Regions from separate parts of the Homo sapiens genome. Here region 2 is linked to region 1. The links are chromatin contacts, found by Hi-C or POLR2A ChIA-PET in ENCODE. All regions are on one chromosome and are shown on one strand. Each heading gives the region's core, a stretch centred on a gene start or an enhancer-like site at or near the end of the contact. The rest is flanking DNA. Distances are from core to core; before and after follow the strand shown.

Region 1 (5,309 bases), core at 2,244-4,743:
TTGCACAGTCATTCTACCAAGTGAACTCAATATCATTTTGTTCCCCCCAAGTAGACTTTTGGCATTTTAATTGGAATTCTATCCACAACACATCAGAGTGCCCTCCCCAGAGACCTGGCATGTTAAACATGAAGTCCTTGCCCAGAGCAGGGGCTGCCTCGTCCCTTCCAGGTCTCATGCTGAAGAGGGCTCTGCCACTGCTCTCACGCACCTCCTGATTTATGACACTCTGCACTTCATCATTCTGTAACTCTTGCAAATAAAATGCATTTTTCTTTCTTCTTCTTTTTTTTTTTTTTTTTTGAGACAGGGTCTTGCTCTGTTGCCCAGGCTGGGGTGCAGTGTTGCAATCACACAGTCTCAGCTCACTGCAGACTCAAACTACTGGCCTCAAGCGATCCTACCACCTCAGCCTCCTGAGTAGCTGAGACTACAGGCGCCCACCACCATGTCAAGCTAATTTTTTGTAATTTTTGCAGACATGGTGTTTCACCATTTTGCCTAGGGTGGCCTCAAACTCTTGGACTCAAGAGACCTGCCCACCTTAGGGCCTCCCAAAGTGCTGGGATCACAGGCATGAGCCACCGTGCCTGGCCAAATGCATTTTCTCAACTGAGTCACATTTCCTTCATTCAAAAACAATGTTGATTAGAAAATGCACCATTAACTTGATGTCACCTTTCCAGGAAAAAAAAGGCTATTATATTTAATATATGTAATGGTCATGAAAACATCCCAATTTCAGAAAAAAATAATAAGTGAACAGGTATATATGTATTCAAAATAAGTATACACATACATGCATACATACAGACAGCAGAGTTGATCCTTCACTCTGAGGATCTAAACTTGGTTTTGCCGATACATGGAGCATCTAGAAAAATCACAGATGCTTAGACATGGATGTTTTGTTACCAGCCACCTCCTGAACTCATATCCGTTCTAGTCATTTTTAAGTTGTCCCTGGAAAGACAATAACTCAGATCATCCTCAAATAATGAAAATAATGTCTCCTCTGTGTCATAGCTTGGTTTTTTTCTTGTCTTATCAACGGGGATTTTGTTGTGAGCCTCATTCTGGGCCACTTGGGTCGATCTCTTCTCTGCTATGCCTTTTCATCAGCAGACACGAGGAAGAGCGGCAGCCACCAGTCTTCTTAATGCCTGTACACCAAAGGTGGTCTTCCTGTTGCTTCATGTGATAAGCAGTTTATGCATCTGTGTGCAGCCAAGGGGAAGCCTCAGGCCTTCAGAGCTTTTTCCTTGTGGTGCTGTTGTTTTTTGACCTAAGTGTTTGAAAGATCCCTTCTTCCTTGCAGCTTAAGTGTTTTATTGGTGTATGTCGAGGGATGTGTTTCTTTCTGTATTCTATTTCTGTTGATTTAGCAGGTGCTGGGGGAGCTTCTGCAGACCCATCTTGCTGCCCTGCTGTGTCTCTGAATATGGTTTTCATCCCGTGGAGTCTGGCTCTGCCTTGAGGACACCCATAGTTCAGACGTTCCCCCATATGCAGTATCCTTTTATTCTCCTCTTGTTTAAAATCCCATCCACCCTTTTGCCTCGTCCCTATGCATTCTGGAGGCCTCCGGGCTCCCACTCCACATCACGAGGGAGCTTCCCGAAGGACCTGTTTTGCCTTTGACAGGACTTTAAATTCTGGAGTGACTGTCTTTGACTTCAAAACCACATTTCCTCCTCACACCAGGCCCCCTTTGTGTCTCTTCCTGCCTCTTAGCAGTCCTTCCCGTATGTGTTTTCTTATTCCTTCTTTCATCTCTAGCTATGCTTGTATTTTCTGTTCTAGATAACCTCATCATGGTGCATGGGCATCCATCAGCCCTGAGCTACTCTTGACTCAGGCAGCTCATGAAGCCGATTTCGCACCTGCTCTCTGAACACTGAGGTCACACTGGTGAGTTTCCTTGCTAAGCCTACATGTGTCCTTTGCTCTCATGGAGTACCGCTCCCTGTGGCATGTCACGGTGCCCCTACCCAGACGTCGCAGAGAGAGACAGTTCCCTTGAGGACACTGCTGTTTGCCAGGGCTGCATAGGTGTCATGTGCCTGCCATGAAGGCACCACAGATCCGTGCAGTGGCACCATTTCCAGCTCAAGAAGTAGCCCATCCCACTGCCTGACAGCTATTAGTGCCATTGGCCCAAGATCACTTTAGCCTGGGGGCTGGTCACACAAGTTAGGGGGTCATTATTGTGAAAATTTTATCTATTATAGCTGAGATATAATAGACTGTATATATTATCTGTGTCCTCTCCTCTCACCCCATCCTCTCGGCTGAGGCTGAGGAGGGTGGCCGAGTGTAACAGAAAGTGTTCATCAGGAGATAGATGGGGCTGTGGAGGGAGAAAGGGCAGCCAGGGCAGAGACAGACAGACACCGAACCTCAGAAAACACCCATTCTTGAGGACAGCATCAGGGTAGGATTTGAGGTCAGGCCAGGCAGATGACCCCCTTTAGATCCCAGGACTCTGGGCTCCATGACAGCAAATCTGGCCACAGTGTGTGTGTTGGCAGTGGGTGTGGGGCAGGGGGCGCTGCTGATTGGCAAGGGCTCTTAGGAGTGTCTGGCTCCTACCCCCTGTTGGAAAATACAGTACACTTATGCATGCTTTGAAATTGAACATCTGTCCCCAATAATGTATGGCAATGGACATTTTCATTTTGAGTTAATGAAATTTCCATTTTTTAATAAAAAAATAGATAATGAATGAGACTGACAACATGAATGAAAACTCTCAGTTCTCGAAAACAAGCAGCCAATCTCATCACCAACAGAACTCAAGAGTGTTCAGGACACCTCTGCAATTCCTCTGAGCAAGGCCCACACTGCGAACCCAGCCCTGCTCAGTCCAGTGAGCTTGGAGATCTAGCCAGCAGCAGTGCCCAGCTGTGGGGTGATGGAGAGTCCGGGGCTCATGGAGAAGGTGGCCTTGGGAACACATGTGTTAGGGGCCGAGGATGCAGGTGCACACTACCAGGGAGGATGGGATTGCCTTTGTAAATTAGATCTTCCTATTGCAGGTTTGTGCAGCCTGGCCTCTAATTCCTAGGCCAGAAATTAACTCCAAATTCCAGACTCAGGTCTCCCTGCTGACCTGTGAATGTGAGTCAACTAAAATGGTAGAAATAAGATTCTTCTGGTTTCATGGAACGTCTTGCAAGACTGAAGGCCACTGCAGTCAACTTCTGACCTTGAGGGGTACTCTCAGCTCAGATTCTTTGTAATTAATCCTACTCAACTTTGGTAAAGTGATGACAACAGAACTTAGTTTATGATCTCATTTATCACCCTCCTTGTCACTAAAATACGAGATGCAAGTGCTCCACCCAAATATTTGAAGAAAAGCCAGCGAATGCAAAGTGTAAATTCCTTCCCAGCATCATTGGCTTGTGAACTTGTCAAGGGGTGGCTCTGAGTGCTGAGCTCCTTGCAACTGCCTCCTGGGATTTGCTTGTGAAGAAAGGAAGGGAACAGATTCAAGTCAGATTTTGCCTTGGGAGCCCATCTTGCTCTAGGCCAAATTAAATGCATGTATTCCATTAGTATGTGGTAAGAGATTAAAATTATGATAGAATTGGCTGGTCTACAGTCTTCTAGAACAAAAAACGGCAACTGTTTGCTTGTGGGAGGGAAGCATTTGTGAGTTTTTAAAAATCTGAAAATGAGAATAAACATTCATATGACTCATGGATTAGTCAGACCGTGTATGTTTTTCCCCAACTCCCTGGAGCAACTGACATAATCAAGGTGCTCATTGGCTAAGTTGACCTTCTCCTCACCCACACTACTGAAGTAGAATCTAGTTGCCTTTCCTTAGCCTCCACCCGCACAAGCGTCATCCTGGCTGTTCTAAGCAATGACAACAATGGACAAACATAGAGGATGAGGCAGACATTCAGAGTTGTGCAACTTAGTATTATGCCCTAGTTTGTGCAAGAGGGTCAAGTCTGGTGTTTCTGGGTAATTTCTCAAATATGTCTGGAAAATATTTTTTACACTTTTTTCCCCCAGATGGCAGAATTCGAACAACATGTGGAAGATTTATGAACAACATTTTGGGCTCAGTATAGGGAAAGACTTTCTAAAGAGAGTTGCCCACCCATGCCAAAGTCCATCTCGAATTATCCCAACTTGAAAGCATTTTCAGTGGGAGCTGAACAACAATCAGTCAGGGATGCTTTCAAGGGGTGGACTTCAGCAGTCACAGTTGGTGACCTGCCCATAGGCCCCCGCGGCCTCCAACTGGAGGTGCTTGCAGCTCTGTCTTAAGGCTTTCTCTGCAAGGAGGATCAAGCCAGAAATACCAGGGAGTTAAAGGCACCCCTGGGAACAACCCTCACCCAGTGACTGACAAGAGTTGGTGGGTAAAGACCCCAACTTTCTTACTCCTCAGGTTGGCCAACACTGATGCACATTCTATAATTGGCCGGAGGTCCCCCGTGGGATTGGGCCCAGCCCCCACAGCAGTCAATGATGCTCCTTCTTGCATTTTTCCGATCTTTCATTCTGCATTCACCCAACAGTGCTTCCTGGAATCACCCTCAAAATAATTACTTGTGCTCAAATCCTTGTCTCAGGGGCTGCTACTGGGGGAGCCCATCCTAAGAAAGGGGGTTTGTGCATTGGGTGGTTAGGTTGTGGGAGGAAAAAAAATGAATCTCACCCTCTGGAACCTTGAAATCTAAACCTAGGAAGAAGAAAAAGAAAGACAATTGATACTGGTTTGAAGATGAAGAGGCTGGAGTCAGGATCAACTGAGCAACCACTGACCATGCCCTGAGGACCAGGAAGAACTGAGGACCAGGAAGACGTGCCCCAGGTATGACGGACACTCAGAGAGTAGCCCTGCATTTCCCAGAGGAAATACATCCTGAATCCCAGAGATGATTGCAGGTGAAACTTCACAGCTACTTCTTACACCTCTGACTCAAGTTTGTTCTTTAATTTCCAAGGGCTTCCTATGCTATATCTATGTAAAGACAGTGAATGCACAGTAATGGTGGCATTGCAAATCAATGGGGAAAGCATGAGTTAGTTACTAAGTGGAGTTTAGGTACTAACATTTATAATTAATCTGTGTCTTAAACTAAAATCATTTCAATTGTGATTAACATATTAAATATTAAAGAAAAGATTATAAAACTCTTAAAATAGATGATAATCGAATATTTATATGACCATAGATGGGATGGAGAATTTCAAGGTGACCCCAAGGCAAAAACTGTAAGAGAAAAACTGATAGATAAGTCAACCTAAACATGTAAGACTTCTTTATGTCAACGATGAAATAA
Region 2 (5,333 bases), core at 1,785-4,284, 35 kb before region 1:
TCAGCGGCCCCGCACTCCGTGGGGCCTGCCAATGCCGGCTGGGTTTGACTGGAAGCTGGCTCCCATGCGTGGGCCCCCCTTCCCTCTTCGCGGGGTCTTTGGCCACGATGGGGGGCCTCCGTCTCTTTCTCACTTCCCCCCTCTTCCTCTTGGTTGTCTCGAATGAGCTCCCTCTGGGCTGCCAGACTGTCTGGGTTAGGTGTGGCAAAGTCCCGCTGCAGTGCCAGAGAGCGGTGAAGCCAGCTGGGCTTCCGGCACGGGTGGGGACTTGGAGAACTTTTGTGTCTAGCTAAAGGATTGTAAATGCACCAATCAGCACTCTGTCTAGCTAAAGAATTGTAAATGCACCAATCAGCACTCTGTCAAAACGGACCAATCAGCTCTCCGTAAAATGGACCAATCAGCTCTCTGTAAAATGGACCAATCAGCAGGATGTGGGTGGGGCCAGATAAGGGAATAAAAGCAGGCCACCAGAGCCAGCAGCAGTAACCCGCTTGGATCCAGGTCTGTACGCTGGGAGCTGTATTCTTCAGCTCTGTGTAATAAATCTTAATGCTGGTCACCCTTTGGGTTAGTGCTGCTTCTCTGAGCTGTAACACTCACCGCGAAGGTCTGCAGTTTCACTTCTGAAGTCAGCGAGACCATGAACCCACTAGAAGGAAGAAACTCAGGACACGTCTGAACATCTGAAGCAACAAACTCCGGGCACGCAATTTTTAAGAACTGTAACGCTCACTGCGGGTGTCCGCAGCTTAATTCTTGAAGTCAGCAAGACCGAGAACCCACCAACTCCGGACACAGTACTTTGATATCTTTTGCTCTATTTGCGTTTTTGTGTAACCTTATATTTCTGACTACTTTAAACCTACATATTATTAAGTCAACAAAGTTTAGCACTTTTTATATTCACGGATTTTATCTTTTATTATAACGTGAACTTTTTTCCATTTGATGCTTTTCAAATACTTCTGAAGCATTCTTAAATTTTTGCTTTCTTTGTATTTGTGTCAAGTAGACGCACTTTTTCCCCACTCTTCAATTTTTTCTTTTATGTGTTAATACATTTTTAAGTGTTAATTTTAAGCAATTCCTCCTCTTCCTCGTATTTCTTGATACGGTGTTGAGCATCGATTTGCTTGGGACTGTTTGGTTCATTTGATGTTTGCAATCCTCGAAGGCACAGCTATGAGCTCCGTTTTTTGGTTGAGGTAATTAAGTAGCAGGGTAAAGACTCAACAGCTAATCAATGGCCAACTGAGATTTGAACCCAAATTTATCTGGTTGCAAAGCTCGTGCTGTGTTCCATGCTGCTTGGAGATTTTTTTTTTCCACCAAATCTGAGATTGTCGGAATTTTGATTAGAAAGAATGAAATATCTATTTATGACTATAATGCTATTATGACAAGAAATCATTTAGCCAAATTTGCCTTTGGATGAATTGTCCGTGCCAAAAGGCCTTTGTCTTTTGGGTAAATTGGCTAATTGACAAACTACCAATTAGCCATTTTATTTGTTTTAATTTCCAGCTTTCCGTACTCTGTGTCTTTTAAGTTGTTTGTGCCAGAACGGTGCTATGTGTATCAGATGCTCAGTAATTATCTGTGGAACAAGTCACTGGTCTATAATGATATTGTTGTTGTCAATCTACTTAAGAACCAAAAATAAACTCCTCTTTTAATTCCCCCTATATAGAATAAGTCGCTTTGCATGTTTCTCATTCTTCTTTAACAATCCCTGTTCTTCCTCCATCTTCTATAATTTACTCAGAAGTAAATACGCAGACTTTTATTAAGTATTTTTCTCATGTAAAGTACACTTTTCAAGTTATTTTCATCTTTGTCCTTCCATTTTATATTCTGCTTTGCTTTGGTGTATTTCCGGTTCCTCTCTAATGCTTACTAATTTCAATATCCACCTCTAGTCCTATACGAGGACTTGCTATCTGGGGGTGGTTGATTTTTATTTGCCCCTTGATGGTCTAGTGCAGGTTTGGAGAAACTCAGGAACGAGGAATAGTCGTGCAGTGTCTGAGCCTTTGCCCTCCTGAGAACTGCTTTTCAGTTGTTTTCATGCACACAGGTTGCAGTGCTCAGCCCTGCCCCATTCAGCTCTTGAGAGGCATTCTTCTGGCTCCAGCAGATTCAAGATGGGAGAGAATGGAGACGGGTCTCCAAAGCACTATGGAATGCAGTGCATTCTGTAGGTTTTTCATGTGTTTGGTCGATACAGACGCAGAACATGCAATGCTATGCCACCTCCCTGGCCCTCTGCCCCTCCTGCCTTGCCTCATGCTTTGAGGATTCCATCTCTTCTGAGTTGGAGGAGCCGCCACCTCCCAGTGCACCTCTTCTGTGTAATACTGGGTTGCACAATAGAAATCGTTATCCTCGTCTGAGTGTTGAGCTGGGAAGAGGGAGCAAGTATGGACTAGTAGGGTGGTGATTCACCTACCGTTTTGGTGACCCTGTGCTTGTAACCCATCATTGGGATAGGGCAGCACGGCTACATTAATGACTCAACCTCCTCCTATCCATTGGAATGTGAGGCTCCGCTTCAGAGGAAGAGAACACATCACCTGGAGCTGAGCTGCTCGAGCTTACCCTGCACCGTGAGAAGGCTTCATCAGCCGTTGTCCCCAGCAACCTCCACTGCTGATGGGTCTTCTACGCTTCATTTGCTAGTCACACCGCCCTCTTGTGGTGGGGCCGGGGGAGTGTGCGCACCGATTGGTTACTCGGAAGCATTCGCATTTGCTGTTTCCCTAGAAACATTTGTTAGGTGGCACAGGTGTCTCCTGTAAGTTTCAGGGGGCGTGAAACTTACAGAGAGCATATTCTCTCCTCAGACCCTCTCAAGCTTAAAAGGCTTTGTTCGGTTCATCCCTTTCATTCTCTGTTGAGGAGACCGAGGCCAAATCACCAAAGCATCTTGCTAAAGCCTTTAAATGTCCACATCAAAACCCAGGTCACTTTTCCAGGGTTCTTTCCCTTTACATACAACCTGCACCTAATCACAAGAATTGTTTCTGCCATTTAGATTTGGTGTGGCATCCAAGAAAAAACTTTCCTGAAGGGATTAGGATTCCAAATGTTTGGAAATACGCAGCAATTTGGCGTCTTCTGTGCATAATTGCAGTCTCCAGGCGACAGGCCGGGGCGCCGGGATGTGTGAGGACCAGGCTGCCCCACCCCCATGTGGATGTGTCTGTCCATGATGGGCGTCCGCCAAAGCCTCAGCCTCTGCTGAGACCCAGACACATAGGGACCCTACAGGATGAGGACGTGCAGCCCAGGCAGACACCAAAACATGCTCAGTTTCTCCAGTGCCACAAAAACTGCTCCTTTAGCAAATTCAACCTATCCTGCACATTAAGCTTTCGATACTTTTAGCTGTTGTCCTGTTTTACTAAATGTTTTAGCATTGCTGAGCCAAACCCACACATCTCCATTGTTTAGAATCTGAGCAAGAGAGGCAGAGGCCTAGATTCTTCAGCAGTTCTAGAAACTGGAGAGTTCTCAAAGCTTCAAACAATAACCTACATACTGCAAAACGTGTGAATGTGTACAAACCAATTTGTTAATTAGAATATTGCCTTAGGGTCAGGCATGATGGCCCACTCCTGTAATCCCAGCACTTTGGGAGGCCAAGGCAAGAAGATCGCTTGAGTCCAGGAGTTTGAGATCAGCCTGGGTAATGTAGTGAGACCCCATCTCTACAAGAAATGTAAAAATTAACCAGGTGTGGTGGAGCATGCTTGTAGTCCTGCTACTTGGGAGGCTGAGGCAGGAGAATCGCTTGAGTCTAGGATGTCCAGGCTACAGGGAGCCATGTCATTGCACTCCAGCCTGGGTGACAGAGTGAGACCCTACCTCAAAAACAAAAAAACTATGTTGCCTCAGAATTCACAACTTTTCTGGAAACTGTGAGGCTCTTGGGAAAGTATTTGTGTGCCTGTGTTGGGGGTTTAGATATATGAATTTTTCACATGATGTTGGCGTATGCAGCAATGCAACATTTCAAGGTCTGGAATCCCTTTACTGGTTTAAGAATATTAAAAGTTAACTGAATTTTCTCTAAAATCATCATATCTGATATGTTTACATGAAAAATCATTTTTTCTTGAAATCTAGTAATTTTTAAAAAATAATTAGTTCTGTGCAGAAGCTCTTTAGTTTAATTAGATCCCATTTGTCAATTTTGTCTTTTGTTGCCATTGCTTTTGGTGTTTTGGACATGAAGTCCTTGCCCACGCCTATGTCCTGAATGGTAATGCCTAGGTTTTCTTCTAGGGTTTTTATGGTTTTAGGTTTAACGTTTAAATCTTTAATCCATCTTGAATTGATTTTTGTATAAGGTGTAAGGAAGGGATCCAGTTTCAGCTTTCTACATATGGCTAGCCAGTTTTCCCAGCACCATTTATTAAATAGGGAATCCTTTCCCCATTGCTTGTTTTTCTCAGGTTTGTCAAAGATCAGATAGTTGTAGATATGCGGCATTATTTCTGAGGGCTCTGTTCTGTTCCATTGATCTATATCTCTGTTTTGGTACCAGTACCATGCTGTTTTGGTTACTGTAGCCTTGTAGTATAGTTTGAAGTCAGGTAGTGTGATGCCTCCAGCTTTGTTCTTTTGGCTTAGGATTGACTTGGCAATGCGGGCTCTTTTTTGGTTCCATATGAACTTTAAAGTAGTTTTTTCCAATTCTGTGAAGAAAGTCATTGGTAGCTTGATGGGGATGGCATTCAATCTGTAAATTACCTTGGGCAGTATGGCCATTTTCACGATATTGATTCTTCCTACCCATGAGCATGGAATGTTCTTCCATTTGTTTGTCTCCTCTTTTATTTCCTTGAGCAGTGGTTTGTAGTTCTCCTTGAAGAGGTCCTTCACATCCCTTGTAAGTTGGATTCCTAGGTATTTTATTCTCTTTGAAGCAATTGTGAATGGGAGTTCACCCAAATGAGTATAAATCATGCTGCTATAAAGACACATGCACACGTATGTTTATTGCGGCACTATTCACAATAGCAAAGACTTGGAACCAACCCAAATGTCCAACAATGATAGACTGGATTAAGAAAATGTGGCACATATACACCATGGAATACTATGCAGCCATAAAAAATGATGAGTTCATATCCTTTGTAGGGACATGGATGAAATTGGAAACCATCATTCTCAGTAAACTATCGCAAGAACAAAAAACCAAACACCGCATATTCTCACTCATAGGTGGGAATTGAACAATGAGATCACATGGACACAGGAAGGGGAATATCACACTCTGGGGACTGTGGTGGGGTCGGGGGAGGGGGGAGGGATAGCATTGGGAG

What was found. A loop is a pair of places that touch in the nucleus more often than their neighbours do. ChIA-PET counts read pairs that join two places held with the same protein, here RNA polymerase II (POLR2A). Pooled maps may share reads with other maps.
Region 2: a map of mammary epithelial cell shows a loop between it and region 1 (4-fold over the local background). The contact joins the promoter of LINC01937 here to the enhancer-like site in region 1. A Hi-C loop is called at or near these places in 2 of 168 maps with a recorded cell type or tissue (ascending aorta and mammary epithelial cell) and 5 of 50 pooled maps. POLR2A ChIA-PET finds 5 or more read pairs at or near these places in 3 of 52 experiments (BJ, MCF 10A and activated naive CD4-positive, alpha-beta T cell).

Annotation. Positions count from the first base shown.
Region 1 is chr2:238,683,140-238,688,448 of GRCh38, reverse strand. No RefSeq gene overlaps it. Among named protein-coding and RNA genes, the nearest start is that of LINC01937, 34 kb to the left of the region's middle. RefSeq lists an enhancer at 3,428-4,627. Within about 2 kb of position 3,493, at least 7 of the 41 ENCODE cell types and tissues checked have a DNase peak (open chromatin) inside an H3K27ac peak, as active enhancers do; they include ascending aorta, where a contact is called at or near this core.
Region 2 is chr2:238,717,690-238,723,022 of GRCh38, reverse strand. LINC01937 (long intergenic non-protein coding RNA 1937) reads right to left here and starts at 3,034. Exons shown (of 3, transcript XR_924050.2): 1 at 2,602-3,034.